Linked DNA regions of Homo sapiens: region 2 is linked to region 1. A link is an interaction called in ENCODE POLR2A ChIA-PET data of the cell type or tissue named here. Cell type or tissue: OCI-LY7. All regions are shown on one strand. Links, peaks and the distances in the headings refer to the core of each region. The heading gives the core; the rest is flanking DNA.

The links. Peaks named below come from ENCODE experiments on the same cell type or tissue, not always from the same donor. Only the 100,000 strongest peaks of a DNase experiment are listed, where the experiment ranks them.
Region 2: POLR2A ChIA-PET joins it to region 1 with 17 read pairs; 2 of 35 experiments call an interaction of 5 or more read pairs at or near these places.

The regions. Positions count from the first base shown.
Region 1 is chr3:186,651,656-186,660,968 of GRCh38, forward strand. FETUB (fetuin B) reads left to right here. Exons shown (of 7, transcript NM_014375.3): 7 at 608-1,486. The coding sequence ends at 976. All of the region lies in intron 1 of HRG-AS1 (HRG and FETUB antisense RNA 1), which reads right to left. Among named protein-coding and RNA genes, the nearest start is that of HRG-AS1, 9.3 kb to the right of the region's middle. RefSeq lists an enhancer at 5,972-6,491. In OCI-LY7, for the core only: CTCF peaks have their summits at 2,406 and 2,617 (motif pointing right); DNase peaks (open chromatin) are centred at 1,566 and 1,866; H3K4me3 peaks cover 1,639 bases; H3K27ac peaks cover 2,424 bases.
Region 2 is chr3:185,948,795-185,958,107 of GRCh38, forward strand. No RefSeq gene overlaps it. Among named protein-coding and RNA genes, the nearest start is that of TRA2B, 15 kb to the left of the region's middle. RefSeq lists enhancers at 242-1,184, 1,185-2,127, 4,042-4,565. In OCI-LY7, for the core only: CTCF peaks have their summits at 4,931 and 5,130; a DNase peak (open chromatin) is centred at 4,427.

The DNA.
Region 1 (9,313 bases), core at 708-8,707:
TTGCGCACTTATTATAAGGTAGCCTGGTATATTTGAGAGGCAGTTTATATTTGAGGTGTATTTGTGCCTGGTATATTTGAAGCAGTTGAAACAGGACACTTGGGATCCAGTTTTGCTCTGGTACCTGTGAGCTGTGTAACAGGCACACACTTACCTGTTCGAGTTTTGGTTGCCTCATTTATAAAATGGGATTGCGACACTGCATCATTCAGATCCCTGTGAGAAGCAAGTGAAAGGACCTGAATGAAGGGTGCTGTACAAGGCCTGGTGCAGAATAAACAAGCAAGGAAAGGCACCTGCTGCTTCCACTACTGGGAACAGAAAGAGAGCTTGCTGGAGACTTCGAGTGAGTCATTGAACCTCTCTGGGCCATTATTCAGCTCTGAAATTGTGAGACTTACAGTCTCACAGTCAAGCTTCTACAGGTCCTGGTTCCCCCTGGCCCTTATCTGTTTTGTTTTTTAACCCTTTCACCAGGAGGCCCATCCCTCTACCTAGTCTCCCTTTGAAATGTTCCAACAGAAAGGCACAGATCAGCTTAGGCTGGTACTAGGCATGGGAGGACTTTCCCTGTGGAACTCTACATTCAAAAATGTTCTCATTCCAGGCTCCAGCCACTGGAAGTGAAAACTCTGCTGTTAACCAGAAACCTACAAACCTTCCCAAGGTGGAAGAATCCCAGCAGAAAAACACCCCCCCAACAGACTCCCCCTCCAAAGCTGGGCCAAGAGGATCTGTCCAATATCTTCCTGACTTGGATGATAAAAATTCCCAGGAAAAGGGCCCTCAGGAGGCCTTTCCTGTGCATCTGGACCTAACCACGAATCCCCAGGGAGAAACCCTGGATATTTCCTTCCTCTTCCTGGAGCCTATGGAGGAGAAGCTGGTGGTCCTGCCTTTCCCCAAAGAAAAAGCACGCACTGCTGAGTGCCCAGGGCCAGCCCAGAATGCCAGCCCTCTTGTCCTTCCGCCATGAGAATCACACAGAGTCTTCTGTAGGGGTATGGTGCGCCGCATGACATGGGAGGCGATGGGGACGATGGACAGAGACAGAGCGTGCACACGTAGAGTGGCTAGTGAAGGACGCCTTTTTGACTCTTCTTGGTCTCAGCATGTTGACTGGGATTGGAAATAATGAGACTGAGCCCTCGGCTTGGGCTGCACTCTACCCTGTACACTGCCTTGTACCCTGAGCTGCATCACCTCCTAAACTGAGCAGTCTCATACCATGGAGAGATGCCTCTCTTATGTCTTCAGCCACTCACTTATAAAGATACTTATCTTTTCAGCAGTATATATGTGCTGAAATCTCAGCATGAAAGCATTGCATGAGTAAAGATACTTTCCCTAACACCGGGAGGCGTGAGCAACTAATGCCCAGCACAGTTTCAGTCCCTAAATTCCCTTTAATTCCAGGACAGGTATTAGCTGCGTAGGGCCCATACCATTTCCAACCCTCTACCTCTTTTCATCTGTCTGGAAGTCTCCAGGTCTCAACAGTGGGGTAATTCACTTAGAGCTGGAGGCACATAGAAGGGAAGTGCACATGTGGCCTGTGCTAGACACTGTGGGAGCAGCAGACCGTGACAGTTCTCATCACTGTTACAATTTCTCTAGGACAGTTAGAGGAGGGCTCATCACAGCATTCAATTACAGTCTACGTTTTCCTTCTTTCAAACACTGCAGGGCCAATTTCCCCTCATTCAGTGATACCTATGTGCACACGCACACATGCACAGCAGATAAGACTTTGGACATTTTGACAGAGAATTTGCAGATGCAGCTATTGTCCTCTATCTTGGTGGCTGTTAGAAGAGGCACACAGGCCTCAGCATAATTTGCATAAGAGACGTAGACAATGTTCACACTCTGTTCCTCTTATCTGCTTCTCATAAGAAGGAAGTGATTATGTGGGGGTGTCATGTGGGGTCTTACACCGTGTTGGTCAGGGTCTGAAAGAAGCAGAATTGTACTCAGGTGGCTCAACTAAAAAGACTTCAGTTGGCTCAGCGTGCTGGCTCATGCTTGTAATCCCAGCACTTTGGGAGGCTGAGGCGGCCAGATCACCGGAGGTCAGGAGTTTGAGACCAGCCTGGCCAACATGGTGAAACCCTGTCTCTACTAAAAATACAAAAATTAGCCGGGCATGGTGGTACATATCTGTAATCCCAGTCACTCGGGAGGCTGAGGCAGGAGAATCGCTTGAACCTGGGAGGTGGAGGCTGCAGTGAGCTGAGATAATGCCACTGTTCGCCACCAGCATGGGTAACAGAGCTAGACGCCATCTCAAAAAAAGAAAAAGACTTCAGTGAAGGGACCTTTAGTGAAGGCTTGTTGCCCAGGCTAAGGGAAGGCCAAGGGATGCTGAGGCACCTGGACAGCCTTTGCCACCCGAGGCTGAGCAGGAGCAGGAGTGGCTAGCTTCCCCGCTCTGTTGGAACTATCCTGTGGAGAAGCCGCCCTGCAGAAGCCGCCCTGGTGGAGGGATGCAGCCCCTGCAGAACCCGGTGCTGGAACGAGAAGGAGCAGGGAATAAGCACCCTCCCCTCTCCCTCCCTTCCTGTTTCCTTCCAATCTCCTCCTCCCAATGGCTCTTTGAACTCAATGGTAAACTAGCCAGCAGGGAGAGCCTGGGTTATTCAATTCCCTGGAGCCAGCCTGGGAGACAAGACCAGGCAGAGAAAATCAAAGGATGGGCCTGAGGCAAACAGAGAGAAACCATTAGGAGCCTTAGCTGGGGTTTCCCAAGGGGTGTTCTATAAGGCCCTTCTCTACTGGTAAAAGGATGGGGAAGGGCCTCAGACTTTGTTTCTCCTTCTATCTACCACCTCCTTTGTCTTTCCATGGCTTAATTCGTGAAAAACTAGATTGTTCCCATGCTTGCCACTTCCCCACCACCTCTTCATTCCTTAGGTCACAGTAATGTGAATCTATCTCTTTTCCCATAACCCACTGACTTGGTGTTCCCTAACAATCTTTTATTTTAAATTAAAAAAAAAATTTCTGTTCACTTTTACTTACACTTTCAAGCATCTGGCAATGCTGACTTTGCTTGCTCTTCAGATTTTTTCAAGGAGATTGTGTCCCACAGCCTCCAGGTTTTTCTTCTAGCTTTCTGACCACTCCCCCTCATATCCCACCTTGGGCTCCTCTTCTCTGGCTCATCTCTTAGATGCTGTTTCTCTGGCTTTCAGTCCTTGATCTTTTTTTCTTACTCTGCAGACTCAGTGCAGACAAGCTAATCTGCATCCTTGTCAATAGTTGCAAAATGCTGCATTTATTACTGATCTGAGGCTGTTGTGTTCAAGTCATCAGTAGTTTGCAAATTGCTAACACTAATCTTCTACGACAAAATTTCAGGAGCTGAGTATTTCTAGTTATACAATATTAAGAGTTACCTCAGCTGAATGTTTAAAAAGAACATATTCAACAATAGGAAAATGAGCAACCCAATTTAAAAATGGGCAAAACATTTAAAAAAAATGAGATCGTGTCTTTCGCAGGAACATGGATGGAGCTGAAGGTTATTATCCTTAGCAAACTAATGCAGGAACAGAAAACCAAATATCGCATGCTCTCACTTATAAGTGGGAGCTAAATAATGAGAACACATGGACACATAGAGGGAAACAACACACACTGGGACCTACTCAAGGGTGGAGGGTGGGAGGAGGGAGAGGGTCAGAAGAAAATGACTGTTTGGTAGTAGGCTTAGTACTTGCCTGACAAATAATCTGTACTACAAACCCCTGCGACATGAGTTTACCTATATAACAAATGTGCACATGTACCCATTAACTTAAGATAGAAGTTAAAAAAAATAAAAATAAAAATGGGCAAAAGATTTAAACCTCACCAAAAAAAAAAAAAAGGTAAGTGAACATCTGAAATTCTGAACTTCAGTGAACTTCATATGTCATCAAAGAAATGCAAATTATAACAACGAGATATCACTACATATCCGTCAGAATGGCCAAAATCCAGAACACTGACAATACTAAATGGTAGCAAGGATATGGAGCAAAAGGAACTTCTCATTCATTGCTGCTGGGAATGCAAATGGTACAGCCACTTTGGAAGACAGTTTGGCAGTTACTTTCAAAACTTAACATACTCTTATCATATGCTCCAGTAGTCACACTCCTTGGTATTTACCCAAATGATCTGAAAACTTATGTCCATAGAAAAACCCACACATGAATATTCACAGCACATCTGCTCATAATTGCTAAAATTTGGAAGCAACAAACTGTCCTTCACCAGGTGAGTGGATAAGTAAATCCTGACAATGGAATATTATTTGGCACGAAAAAGGAATATGAATATCGAGCCACAAAAAGACATGGAGGAAACTTAAATACATATTACTGAGTGAAAGAAACCAATCTGAAAAGATTAACTACTGTATGGTTCCAACTATATGACATTTGGAAAAGGCAAAATTATGAAGACAGTAAAAAGATCACTGGTTGCCAGTGGTTAGCAAGGAGACAGGGATGGACTATGTGGAGCACAGAGGATTTTTAGTCAGTGAAACTATTCTGTATGCTACTACAATGGTGGATACATTTCATTATACATTTGTCAAAACCCATAGATGTACAACATCAAGGATGCATGCTGATGTAAGCCATGGACTTTAGGTTATAACTATGTGTCAGTGTAAGTTCATCGGTTGTAACAAATGTGCTGCTAGTGTTCAGAGGTTTATAGCAGGGGAGGCTGTGAGCGTGAGGGGCAGATGTAGGGACTACATAGGAACTCTATACTCGCCACTCAGCTGTACTGTCAACCTAAAACTGCTCTAAAAATTAAAGCCCATTTTTAAAGTAAATTAACAAAATGGATACATTAAGCCTGATAAAAACTGCATTTTCTTTAAAAAGTGACTCCTATTACAAAAAAATTAAATGTCATAAAATTCTGTCAACCAGTCTAGTGATTCTCAAAGACATAGTCAGAGATTTACAAAGAGGTCCACTGTAGCATTACTTATAAGAACAAATAATTGGAAACAATATACATGGCCAAAAATTGGGGAATGTTGAATACATTAACACGTACATAACATCCAATATTATGTAACCTCAAAAATAATCTTTCTGAAGAATATTTAATGATCTGAGAAAGTCCTCATGGTATAACCTTAAGGGAAAATACAATATTTAAGCCATATATAACAAGGGATTTTTAAAAGTCCTTCTCTTGGGAAAGAGTTTGGGAGGTAAAGAATGGAGGAAAGAGACTTAATTTTTATTTTACAATATTCTAAAATATTGTTTGCTTTTTTACTTTGTGCAGGGATTGTGTTTATGACTAAAAACTGTATACTTAAAATAACAAAATTTTAAAATCCTATAAAAACACAAAAACATTTATAAAGCTTATATGGTTTCTATTAATACCTGAAAAAAATAGAGGTTATAAGTAAATACATGCTCAACTACAGTGGAGGGAAAGAAACACCTGTATGTACAGAATAATTCTAATGATGCAAAACATATATATTACATATATTCAAATAGCAAAAAGTGTATGAAGCAATTATGCATTATAAATAGTTGGTTTTCCTTATGGTTGTAGAATTAGAGGTGAATTTTCTTTATGCTTTTCGTATTTTCCATATTTTTTGCAAAAAGCATGTGTTCTATTATGAGTCAAAAAGGTTTAAAGAATAAAAATTCTGTTAGCTAACTCTTTTTTCTGATACAATGGTCAGGACACACAGAAATAACCTAAATGCAGAATGAAAATGTGAAGACGGCAGGGCGCAGTGGCTCATTCCTATAATCACACCACTATGGGAGGCTGAGGCGGGTGGATCACCTGAGGTCAGGGGTTCGAGATCAGCCTGACCAATATGGTGAAACCTTGTCTCTACTAAAAGTACAAATTTTAGCCAGGCGTGGTGGTGGGCACCTGTAGTCCCAGTACTCAGGAGGATGAGACAGAAGAATTGCTTGAAACTGGGAGGTGGAGGTTACAGCAGTGAGCTGAGATGGCACCACTATACAACAACCTAGGCAACAGAGCAGGTGAGACTTTGTCTCAAAAAAAAAAAAAGAAAGAAAAGAAAAGGTAAAGATGAAGATTCTACCTGCCCAGTCTGCCCAGATAGTGTCAGGCCTCTGAGCCTAAGCTAAGCCATCATATCCCCTGAGACCTGCACATACACATCCAGATGGCCGGTTCCTGGCTTAACTGATGACATTCCACTACAAAAGAAATGAAAATGGCCTGTTCCTGCCTTAACTGATAGCATTATCTTGTGAAATTCCTTCTCCTGGCTCATCTTGGCTCAAAAGCTCCCCTACTGAGCACCTTGTGACCCCTACTCCTGCCTGCCAGAGAACAACCCCTCTTTTTCCTTTACGTACCTAAATCCTATAAAATGGCCCCACCCCATCTCCCTTCACTGACTCTTTTTGGACTCAGCCCACCTGCACCCAGGTGATTAAAAGATTTATTGCTCAGACAAAGCCTGTTTGGTGGTCTCTTCACACGGACACACATGAAATTTGCTGCCGTGACTCGGATCAGGGGAACTCCCTTGGGAGATCAATCCCTAGTCCTCCTGTTCTTTGCTCCGTGAGAAAGATCCACCTACGATCTCAGGTCCTCAGGCTGACCAGCCCAAGAAACATCTCACCAATTTCAAATCCCGTGAACAGCCTCTTTTTACACTCTTCTCCAACCTCCCTCACTATCCCTCAACCTCTTTCTCTGTTCAATCTTGGTGCCACACTTCAATCTCTCCCTTCTCTTAATTTCAATTCCTTTCATTTTCTGGTAGAGACAAAGGAGACATGTTTTATCCATGGACCCAAAACTCCAATGCCGGTCGTGGACTAAGAAAGGCAGCCTTCCCTTGGTGTTTAATCATTGTGGGGATGCCTCTCTGATTATTCACTCAGGTTTCAGAGGTGTCAGACCACGCAAGGACACCTGCCTTGGTCTTTCACCCTTAGCGGCAAGTCCCGCTTTTCTAGGGGAGGGGCAGGAACCCCGACCTCTTATCTCTGCACCCCGATCCCTTATTTCCATGCCCCAACCTCTTATTTCTGTGCCCCGATCCCTTATTTCCGTGCCCCGACCTCTTATCTCTGCGCCTCAACCCCTTATTTCCGTGCCCTGACCCCTTCTCTGCTTTTCTGGAGGGCAAGAACCCCCCAACCCTTCTCCATGTCTCTACTCTCTTTTCTCTGGGCTTGCCTCCTTCACTATGGGCAAGCTTCCACCTTCCATTCCTCCTTCTTCTTCCTTAGCCTGTGTTCTCAAGAGCTTAAAACCTCTTCAACTCTCACCTGACCTAAAATCTAAGCGTCTTATTTTCTTCTGCAATGCCGCTTGACCCCAATACAAACTCGACAGTACTTCCAAATAGCCAGAAAACAACACTTTCAATTTTTCCATCCTATAAGATCTAAATAATTCTTGTCGTAAAATAGGCAAACGGTCTGAGGTGCCTGATGTCCAGGCATTCTTTTACATATCGGTCCCTCCCTGGTCTCTGTTCCCAATGCAACTCGTCCCAAATCTTCCTTCTTTCCCTCCCGCCTGTCCCCTCAGTCCCAACCCCAAGCGTTGCTGAGTCTTTCCAGTCTTCCTTTTCTACAGACCCATCTGACCTTTCCCCTCCTCCCCAGGCTGCTTGTCACCAGGCCGAGCTAAGTCCCAATTCTTCCTCAGCCTCTGCTCCTCCACCCTATAATCCTTCTACCATCTCCCCTCCTCACAGCCGTTCCGGCATACAGTTTAGTTCTGTGACTAGTTCTTCCCCACCTGCCCAACAGTTTCCTCTTAGAGAGGTGGCTAGAGCTGAAGGCATAGTCAGGGTACATGTACCTTTTTCTCTATCACGCCTCTCTCAGATCAGTCAGTGTTTAGGCTCTTTCTCATCAGACCCCACTAAATGTATACAGGAATTCTGATATCTAACTCTGTCCTACAAGTTAACCTGGAGTGACTGAAATGTCATCCTAACTTCTACCCTCTCCCCAGATGAACGGGAAAGAGTTTTTTCTCTAGCCCAATCTCACGCTGATAACCGCCGGCTTCACGAGCCAGACCTCCAGGAAGGCATTAGAGCAGTTCCCCGAGAAGATCCCCAATGGAACTATCAGACAAATTCCCCAGGTATAGCTAGGTGAGATTACATGATTCCTGCCTACTTGAAAGGCTTAAAAAGGCAGCTTACAAAGCTGTTAATTATGACAAGCTTGAAGAGACTACCCAAGGTAGAGACGAAAACCCAGCCCAGTTCATGGCCGGCTTAGCAGCAACCTTTGGACGCTATACCGCCCTAGACCCAGAAGGGCCAGAAGGCCGCCTTATTCTTAACATGCATTTTATCATCCAATCCACTCCTGACATTAAGAAAAAACTTCAAAAATTAGAATCTAGCCCTCAAACCCCACAACAGGAATTAATCAATCTTGCCTTCAAGGTGTACAATAATAGAGAAGAAGCATCCAGACGGCAACGCGTTTCTGAGTTACAATTACTTGCCTCTGCTGTGAGACGAGACCCAGCCACACCTCCAGCATAGGAGAACTTCAAAATGCCTCAGCCGCACACGCCTAAGCCGCAGCAGTCAAGCATTCCTACAGGACTTCCTGCATCAGGATCTTGCTTCAAGTGCCAGAAATCTAGCCACTAGGCCAAGGAATGCCCACAGCCCAGGATTCCTCCTCAGCCGTATCCCATCTGTGTAGGACTCCACTGAAAATCAGACTCTTCAACTCACCTGGCAGCCACTCCCAGAGCCCCTGGAACTCCGGCCCAAGGCTCTCTGACTGACTCCTTCTCACATTTTCTCAGCTTAGCAGCTGAAGACTGACGCTGCCCGATCGCCTTGGAAGCCCCGTAGGCCATCACGGACGCCAAGCTTGAAGTAACTCTCAGAGTAGAAAGTAAGTCCGTCCCCGTCTTAATCAATACGGAGGCTACCCACTCCACATTACCTTCTTTCCAAAGGCCTGTTTCCTTTGCCTTCATAACTGTTGTAGGTATTGGCAGCCAGGCTTCTAAACCTCTTAAAACTCCCCAACTCTGGTGCCAACTTAGACAGTACTCTTTTAATCACTCCTTTTAGTTACCCCCACCTGCCCAGTTCCCTTATTAGGCCGAGACACTTTAACTAAATTATCTGCTTCCCTGACTATTCCTGGGCTACAGCCACACCTCATTGCCGCCTTTTCCCCCAGTTCAAAGCCTCCTTCACATCCTCCCCTTGTATCTCCCCACCGTAACCCATAAGTATAAGACACCTCTACTCCCTCCTTAGCGACCGATCATGCACCCCTTACCATCC
Region 2 (9,313 bases), core at 874-8,873, 700 kb before region 1:
ACACTGGAGAAACCACAGAAAACAAGGTTCAGTGCAGGAACGAATTTTCTGAACTGAACAGAAGAGAAAGAGGATGACAAATTTGATATAAGACATTGTCTTTTACTGATTTTCTATGGTCAAATGGAATGTCTTAATGTTAATATTGTCCTCGCCAGAACTTTTTTGCTTAAGATAGATTCCTTAAGCAACTTTTTTGCTTAAGATAGAATATTTATGGGGCCAACACCATTAAAAGAAAACCCAAAGAGTGGACTGAGTTTTTAAAAAAAATGTAACACAGGCCGGGCACAGTGGTTCATACCTGTAATCCCAGCACTTTGAACAATCAGGGATGGAGGATCACTTGAGCCCAAGAGTTCAAGACCAGCCTGGACAACAGTGGGAAACCCCATCTCTACACTGAAAAAAAAAAAAGGCCAGGTGCAGTGGCTCATGCCTGTAATCCCAGCACTTTGGGAGGTCAAGGCAGGCGGATTACCTGAGGTCAGGAGTTCGAGACCAGCCTGACCAACATAGTGAAACCCCATCTCTACTAAAAATACAAAAATTAGCCGGGTGTGGTGGCCCACGCCTGTAATCCCAGCTACTCGGGAGACTGAGGCAGGAGAATTGCTTGAGCCAAGGAGACGGAGGTTGCAGTGAGCTGAGATCGTGCCACTGCACTCCAGCCTGGCTGACAGAGCGAGACTCTGTCTCAAAAAAAAAAAAAAAAAAAGTAACACAGATATTCACAGACAACAGCAGTATGACAAGGTTAAAGGTCACATGACCAGTTATAAAAGAGTTTTCAATGCTGAACTAGTTAAAACCCTGCCTCCCATCCCCAGTCAGCCCAACCCTTCCTGATTAGTCTAGGGAGTCCTTAGAGAGATGCTTGCTTTCTCCTTTTGGCACTTCTCTACCACTGCCTGCCACTACCCTGGGAATTGGGGGCTCTAATTCAGACTGCGTGGCTTACTTCTAAGTGTCTTAACGGAGACTGTGCTGATATTGTTCTTCTATTTGATACCTGTCAGGCCTCTGAGCCCAAGCCAAGCCATCGCATCCCCCGTGACTTGCACGTATACGCCCAGATGGCCTGAAGTAACTGAAGAATCACAAAAGAAGTGAATATGCCCTGCCCCACCTTAACTGATGACATTCCACCACAAAAGAAGTGAAAATGGCCGGTCCTTGCCTTAAGTGATGACATTACCTTGTGAAAATCCTTTTCCTGGCTCATCCTGGCTCAAAAAGCTCCCCCACTGAGCACCTTGAGACCCCCACTCCTGCCCGCCAGAGAACAAACCTCCTTTGACTGTAATTTTCCTTTGCCTGCCCAAATATTATAAAACGGCCCCACCCCTATCTCCCTTCACTGACTCTCTTTTCGGACACAGCCCGCCTGCACCCAGGTGAAATAAACAGCCATGTTGCTCACACAAAGCCTGTTTGGTGGTCTCTTCACAGGGACGTGCATGAAAATACCCTCTCTATTAAGGATTTTTTTTTTTTAGGTACTTTTGTTGTAGCTCCTCTCAATTAAGTCTTTTTTTTTGAGACGGAGTCTCGCTCTGTCGCCCAGGCTGCGGTGCAGTGGCGCGATCTCGGCTCACTGCAAGCTCCGCCTCCTGGGTTCATGCCATTCTCCTGCCCCAGCCTCCCGAGTAGCTGGGACTACAGGCCCCCGGCACCACGCCCAGCTATTTATTTTTGTATTTTTTAGTAGAAACGGGGTTTCACAGTGTTAGCCAGGATGGTCTCGATCTCCTGAACTCCTGATCCGCCCGCCTCCGCCTCCCAAAGTGCTGAGATTACAGGCCTGAGCCACCGCGCCCGACCTTCTATTAAGTCTTAAACTGGCTACCAGTGTACTAGGAAATTTTGTTTGGTATAAGATATAGATCGTATTATTTTTCTCCATATAGATATCACCAGTTTTCCCAACATTGGGTATGAAATAACTTGTCCTTGGCTCCTCTGTGGTGCTACTTTTATTGTATATTTCCATATATGCACATGTCTATTTCTAAGCTCTCTACTCTTCCATTTGTCTACTTGACTGTGCCTGCAACAATATTGCTTAAAACATTTTATTACTAAGGCTTTATGGGCGTGTCATTAAAACTGGTAAGACGAGCCTCCCTTTGCAATTATCTTTTTGATGCGTCAGTTTGGTTAGTTGTTCAATGAAAATGAATCTAGGTGTTGCCAGGAAGGTATTTTGTAGATGTGATTAAAATCCATTACTCTGTTAAATTTAAGTGAGGGAACTTGTCCTAGATAAACTGGGTGTGCCTAATTCAATCAGTTTAAAGATCTAAAGAGCAGAGGTGGGGCTTCCCTAAGGAAGAAAAAATTAGTCCTGTGGACTGCAGAGTCCTGTCCCTGAGAATCCCAGCCTGCCTGTCCTGATACCCTGCTGTATGGATTTCAGACTTGTTGGGGGAAACCCACACAAATTCTGTGAGCCAATTTCTTGGAATAATTCTCTTAATATATATCTCCCATATAGGGAGGGTACTGTTTTTCTGTCTTAACGCCAATACACTTTCTTTATATTTTTTAAAAGATTGACTTAGTTATTTATGAAACTTTATTCTTTTAAATAAATTGTAGAGATGTTTATTGAGTTCCTCAAAAAATGTAAAATTTTGATTTTCTTTTTCTTTTTTTATTGATATATAATAGTTGTACATATTTTGGGGATCATATGGTATTTTGATAATTGCATACAATATGTAATGATCAAATTAGGGCAATTGGGATAGCCATCACCTCAATCATTTATCTTTCCTTTGTGCTGGGAACATTTCACATCTCTTCTAGTTATTTTGAAATATACAATAAATTATTATTAACTATAATTTTCCTACTGTACTGTATCGAATACTAGAACTTACTCCTTTTATCTAACTATATTTTGTTATCCCTTAACCAACTTGTCTTCAGCCCCCTCATCTCTTCCTCACCTCTGATAACCACTACTCTCTACCTTCATGAGAATGAGAATAACTTTTTTTTTTTAAACACGGTCTCACTCTTTCACCTAGACTGGAGTATAGTGGCGTGATCTCAGCTCACTCCAACCTCCGCCTCCCAGGCATGTCTTTCTATGCCTGCTTATTTCACTTAATATAAGGAACTGGATCTCCAGTTCCATTCATGTTGCTGCAAATGACATGATTTTATTATTTTTTATGGCTGATTAGTATTCCGTTGTGTATATATACCACATTAAAAAAAATCTATTCATCCACTGATGGATGCATAGGTTGTGGCCCTCTTGGAGCTTGTCTTTATTTAGAATTGTGATTTTTTTTTTTTTTTTGAGACAAGGTCTTGCACTGTTGCCCAGGCTGAGTACAGTGCATGATCACGGCTCACTGCAACCTCAGCCTCCCAGGCACAAGCATTCCTCCCACCTATCCTCCCAAGTAGCTGGTGATATGGGCAGGAGACAAGGAAATACTGGGTAGAAGAGGGCGGCTCCCTGGCAAAGGCCCTATCCTCAAGCCTGGATACCTGCAGCCCTAAATGAGAACAGGCATTTCTGTTTTTGTGTCCCAGAATTTGCCTTTTAGCCTGCCAGGTCCCCTATCCTGCCCCAATAGAAACCCCAAACCTCAGGCTCCAGAGGAGACCGGCAGAGCAGCAGAGCAGCAGACCAGCAGACCAGCAACAGCAGAACAACCAGGCAGAGAAAGGGAGAAGAGGCGGGACATCTGGATGCCGAGGGGAGTTTGGCCAGGGGCCGTTGGAGAAGAAGCCAGCTGCTGGAAGAGGCCAGCTGCTGGGAAGATCACTTTCCCACTCCATCCCCCCTTTCAGCTCCCCACTCATCTTGCTGAGAGCCACCTCCACCACTCAATTAAACCTTGCACGCAGCTGGGCACAGTGACACATGCCAGTAATCCCAGGACTTTGGGAGGCCGAGGTGGGCAGATCACCTGAGATCAGGAGTTTGAGACCAGCTTGGCCAATATGGTGAAACCCCGTCTCTACTAAAAATACAAAAATTAGCCTGGCTTGGTGGCAGGCACCTGTAATCTCAGCTACTTGGGAGGCTGAGGCAGGAGAATCACTTGAACCCGGGTGGCGGAGGTTGCGGTGAGCCGAGATTGCGCCACTGCACTCCAGCCTGGGTGACAGAGTGAGATTCCACCTCAAACAAACACACACACAAACAAACAAAACCTTGCACTCATCCTTGGAGCCTGTGTGTGATTCGATTTTTCTGGAACACTGGGCAAGAGCTCGGGATATGGAAGTCTGTTACACTGGCCCTCTGCCCTTGTGTTAAGAGCTGATTAACACTCAAGCCGTCTGCAGACAGCAAAGCTGAAAGAACTTGGTAACACTGGAGTTGCAGGCACCCACCCCTAGACACTACTGCAGGGCTGAGAGCCCAAAGCACTTGCCCTGGCCTCTGCACCTGCCTGTTTGCATGCTCCCCCTAGGGATTTGAGCTGCAAGGTGACGGAACAGGCAAGTTGCATCCCTGTCGCACATCCTGCAAGGGGAAATCAGGGAACTCTCCCACTTCCCTGGGACTATAGGTGCAAGCCACCATACCTGGCTAATTTTTCTGCATTTTTTTGTAGAGATAGGATTGCATCATATTGCCCAGGACGGTCTCGAACTCCTGGGCTCAAGCAATCTGCCCGCCTCAGCCTCCCAAAGTGCTGGGGTTACGGGTGACAGCCACCACGTCTGGCCTTATTTCTCTTTATAAATGAATTGTTGTTTTTTGAGCACTACCATTTTAGGCAGGAGGTGGGAGAAGATAAAGTGTGAGAGGCTGGTTGGGGTAGCAAACTAGGCTGATAGTGAAAAAAATGTGTTGAGAAATAACAGCAGTTAATTTCTTTTGAATGTGTCACATAGATTAAGTGGTTTAATTTTATTGAATCCTCACTACAACTATATGAGGTAAATACCATTATTACACCCATTTTACATAGATGAGGACATTGAAGCTGGGAGGAATAGTAAAACTTGCCCAAGGTCACAGCCTGTAGGTGGCAGAACTTGGTGTTAAACATTAAACCCAGGACTGTCATGCTCAGAAGCTTTAATCTTTATGATATACAGCCTTCCAGTTCAGAGTAAGCTGGGCTGAGCTAATTATACTTGGAAGTAAGAGATAAACGTAGGCAAACGATTATACAGCTGAATGTTAGGAGTCGAGAATCCTGCTCATTTTCTTCATTGGACAGACCCCAAAAGCAGACTTTTTTTTTTTTTTTTTTTTTGAGACGGAGTTTCGCTCTGTCGCCCAGGCTGGAGTACAGTGGCGCGATCTCGGCTCACTGCAAGCTCCGCCTCCCGGGTTCACGCCATTCTCCTGCCTCAGCCTCCCGAGTAGCTGGGACTACAGGCGCCCGCCACCACGCCCGGCTAATTTTTTGTATTTTTAGTAGAGATGGGGTTTCACTGTCTTAGCCAGGATGGTCTTGATCTCCTGACCTCGTGATCCGCCTGCCTCGGCCTCCCAAAGTGCTGGGATTACAGGCGTGAGCCACGGCGCCCGGCCCAAAAGCAGACTTCTTTCATCAAAGGGACCCTAAATAAACACCTTGACCTCAGCTCAACAAACTGTCAAACTTAAAAAAGGAAAAAAAAAAAAAAAGGGCATCATTGATGATGCTCTGCGAGCACAGTGCTTTTTTTTTTTAATGGTTTGTAAGTTTAGTGGGTTTGTCCTGGTAGAGATTAGCCTAGGTAAAAAGCCACAGCTTCTTGCTCGCAGTGTAAATGTTTATAGACTGGTGCTTGCTCATTTTAGCTTTTCTTGTTGAGTCACTTATACGTCTCATTTTTCCTTACAGATTATTTCAAAAATAAACTTTTTACTGAAGTTGAAGATACATATAGAAAATTACATACATCTTAACTGTAAAGCTGAATAAATTTTTACAAAATGAATGCACTCATGCAGTCAATACCCAGATTAAGAAATAGAACATTACTAGTCCTTCTGAAGTTCCCATTAAGCGTCTTTCAGTAACTTTCCATCAAAGTATCCATTATTCTGATGTCTACGCTGTGGATTAGTTTTTCCTGTGGTTGAGTTTTATAGAAATTGAATCATGTGCTATACACTCCTTTACTTTTTTTTGCTCAACATTATATTTGTGAGATTCTTCCAGGTTGTTGCGTGTTGCTAAAGTTAATTTATTCTTTTTGCTGTATGGTATGTCATTGTTTGACTATGCCACACTTTACCCTTCTAATCCTTAGAATTGGACGTTTGGGTTGCTTCCAACTTTTGGCTACCATAAGTAGTGTGGTCATGTCCTTGTAGACTTTTGATTTTTTTTTTTTTCAGTCAGCCTTTAAGATGTGCAGCTCATCATATCATGCTGTAATCAAGATGTGACAACAGTCATGTCATGTCATGCCACCCAGTCCTTTGGCTGTACCACCAATGTATTGCATAAAACCACTCGATTACTCTTAGGTAATATGTATGTGTGTACATGTTCATGTGTGTGTGTGTGCATGTACAGATTTTTTTTCCTTTACATCCTTGAATCACATTATATATGAAGTTCTCTATACTGCTGATGTAGCGGCTTCATTGTCTGGGGTAAATAGCTGGGATTTGTTGTCTCGCACCAAGATTAAAGACATGGACACACGCAAGGAGTCAGTTTAGGAGTAGAGGTTTAATAGGCAAAAAAAAGAGAAAGGAGAGCAGTTTCCTCTCTCTTACCAGACAGAGGGGCGTCTGAAAGGGAAAAGCTGGCCTGCGGTGGACCATAGCAGATTTTACAGGTAGGCTTGAGGAGGCAATGTATGATTTATGTAGGGCCCACAGATTGGTTTGACCAGGTGTGACATTTACCTAGCTTGTGGGGAAGGCTGGTCATCCCACCCTAATCTTATTATGCAAATGGGCTTTCCACTTGGCCAGTGCCATCTTGTCTGCTCCTTGCTGTATGCATGGCTGGCAAAGAGAAGGGAAGATGGATCTGCCATTTTGATCATGCGTAGTCCCAGGTAGCCTTTTCCTATTGGCACGACTGGCGACATTCACCTGTGCAAGTTTCCAGCTTGCTTGTCTATGTCTGCAGCTTGATTTTACAGGCTGCTCTTTGTTAGAGAAGAAAATGATGTTGGGGCTGCTTTTCATTAAAGGGAAAACATTACTAAGGACTTCCTTATCCTCACTATCTGCCTAAGTAATTTCTTTTTAACTCCTATGTCATTGATTCTGTATGACTTTGCATTGTGAGCATTTCTCACTTTATAAAAATTCCTGCAAAATGTAATTTTTAATGGAGATCTCTATCATTCTGTCTTATGGCTCTACCACAATTTATTTAACTAACCCCCTAATGGTTGATATTTAGCTTATCTGCAGTTCTTGTCAATACAAATAATGCTGTGGATAAACTACCTTGGATGTAAATCTTTGTCTCTTTTGCGCCTCTGCTTTGAATGGGACTGAAAATTCCCTGTATGGTTAGTGTGGGACTTGTAGTTTAGGGTAGCAGAGGCACTATATATCTTTCTTGTGACATATCTCGCTTTATTCCATTAGTATCTTCATCTTGGAAATGAGAACATACAGTTTCCCACTTACCTGGGCCCTCTGGATGTAGCTTGTCCAGGCCAGCCACTGCAACTTTGCCCTCAAGAAATGAACACTTGTGTATAACCAACTCTTTTAATCTTTACAACTCCAGAATTTACCTCTCAGTTTCATTGCGGTTTACAATTGTGGAGGAGGGAACTTAGAATTGCTTCCTCTTGGGAGAATAATCGGGCAGGAGCAGGAGATGTAAATGAAAGAGTAGAGGGACAGGTAAAGGGCAGAGGGGCTGTAGATCCATGATTTGCCCCTGTTTTGGGTCTGTATTCATTTCTGTTTGGCAACAAAGCTGAGGTATCATTTAGGTAACCGCTATTTTCAGTTTCCATCCATATGCTATTATAGTCCATTCATATGCCATTCTATTTCAACTGCTATTTTCTTTTTTTTTTTTTTGAGACGGAGTCTCGCTCTGTCACCCAGGCTGGAGTGCAGTGGCGCGATCTGGGCTCACTGCCAGCTCCACCTCCTGGGTTCATGTCATTCTCCTGCCTCAGCCTCCCGAGTAGCTGGGACTACAGGCGTCCGCCACCATGCACGGTTAATTTCTTTTTATTTTTGGTAGAGACAGGGTTTCACCGTGTTAGCCAGGATGGTCTCAATCTCCTGACCTTGTGATCCGCCCGCCTCGGACTCCCAAAGTGCTGGGATTAAAGGCGTGAACCACCGCGCCTGGCCTCAACTGCTATTTTCAATTCCATTCATATGCTATTATGAATATATGATTGGTGGAGTTAGGTTCCTGAGAAAGCTGAAGGGCGTGGAGGCAGAATTCAGAAACATGTTCATATCTTTCCTATTAAAATAATTACAGGGCCAGGCCTGGTGGCTCACATTTGTAATCCCAGCACTTCGGGAGGCTGAGGCAGGAGGATCACTTGATCTCAGAAGTTTGAGACCAGCCTGGGCAACGTGGCAAAACCCCGTCTCTACAAAAAATACAAAAATTAGCTGGGAATGGTGGTGCATGCCTGTAGTCCTAGCTACTCGGGAGGTTGAGGTGGGAGAATCACTTGAACCCAGGGGGCAGGGTTGCAGTGAGCTGAGATCATGCCACTGCACTCCAGCCCGGGCAACAGAGCAAGACTCCGTCTCAAAAAAAAATTCCACTTTATCTTGTAACCACAGTTCACTTGTCCTTCCTTCATGGCAGGGCTCTTCAAAGGAGGCATCTGCACTTGTATTCTTCACCTCCTCACCTCCCAAGATGTAGTTTCAATTCCAACCAGTCCAACTCTGAAGTCATTCCCCGTGACCCCTGCTCCTGCTCACCATTCCCCATCCAGTTGGCAGAGTCATTTTTTTAGCCCTTTTTCTTCCTTACTTTCCCTTTCTCCACATCCAATCAATCATGAAGACCTTCTCAGTTTACCTCTTAAATTTCTTTCACTTTACTCCCATTGTCACCACCTGTAATAATTTGCTATGGCTGCCATAACAAAGTACCGCCAAGTTAGTGGCGTAAGTAACAGAAACGTATTGTCCCATTGTCTCTTGTTGGTTGGAAGTCGAGGTGTTGGCGGGGTTGGTTCCTTCTGGGGGCTACGAAGGAAGGCTCTGCTTCAGCCCTTTCTCCTTGGCTGGTAGATAGCCAGCTTCATGATCATAGGTGTTCTCCCTGTATCTTCACATTGCCTTTCCCCAGTACCTATCTGTGTCTCAATTTCCCCTTTTACCAAGGATACCAGTCATATTGGATTGGGACCCACCCTAATTATTTCATTTTACCTT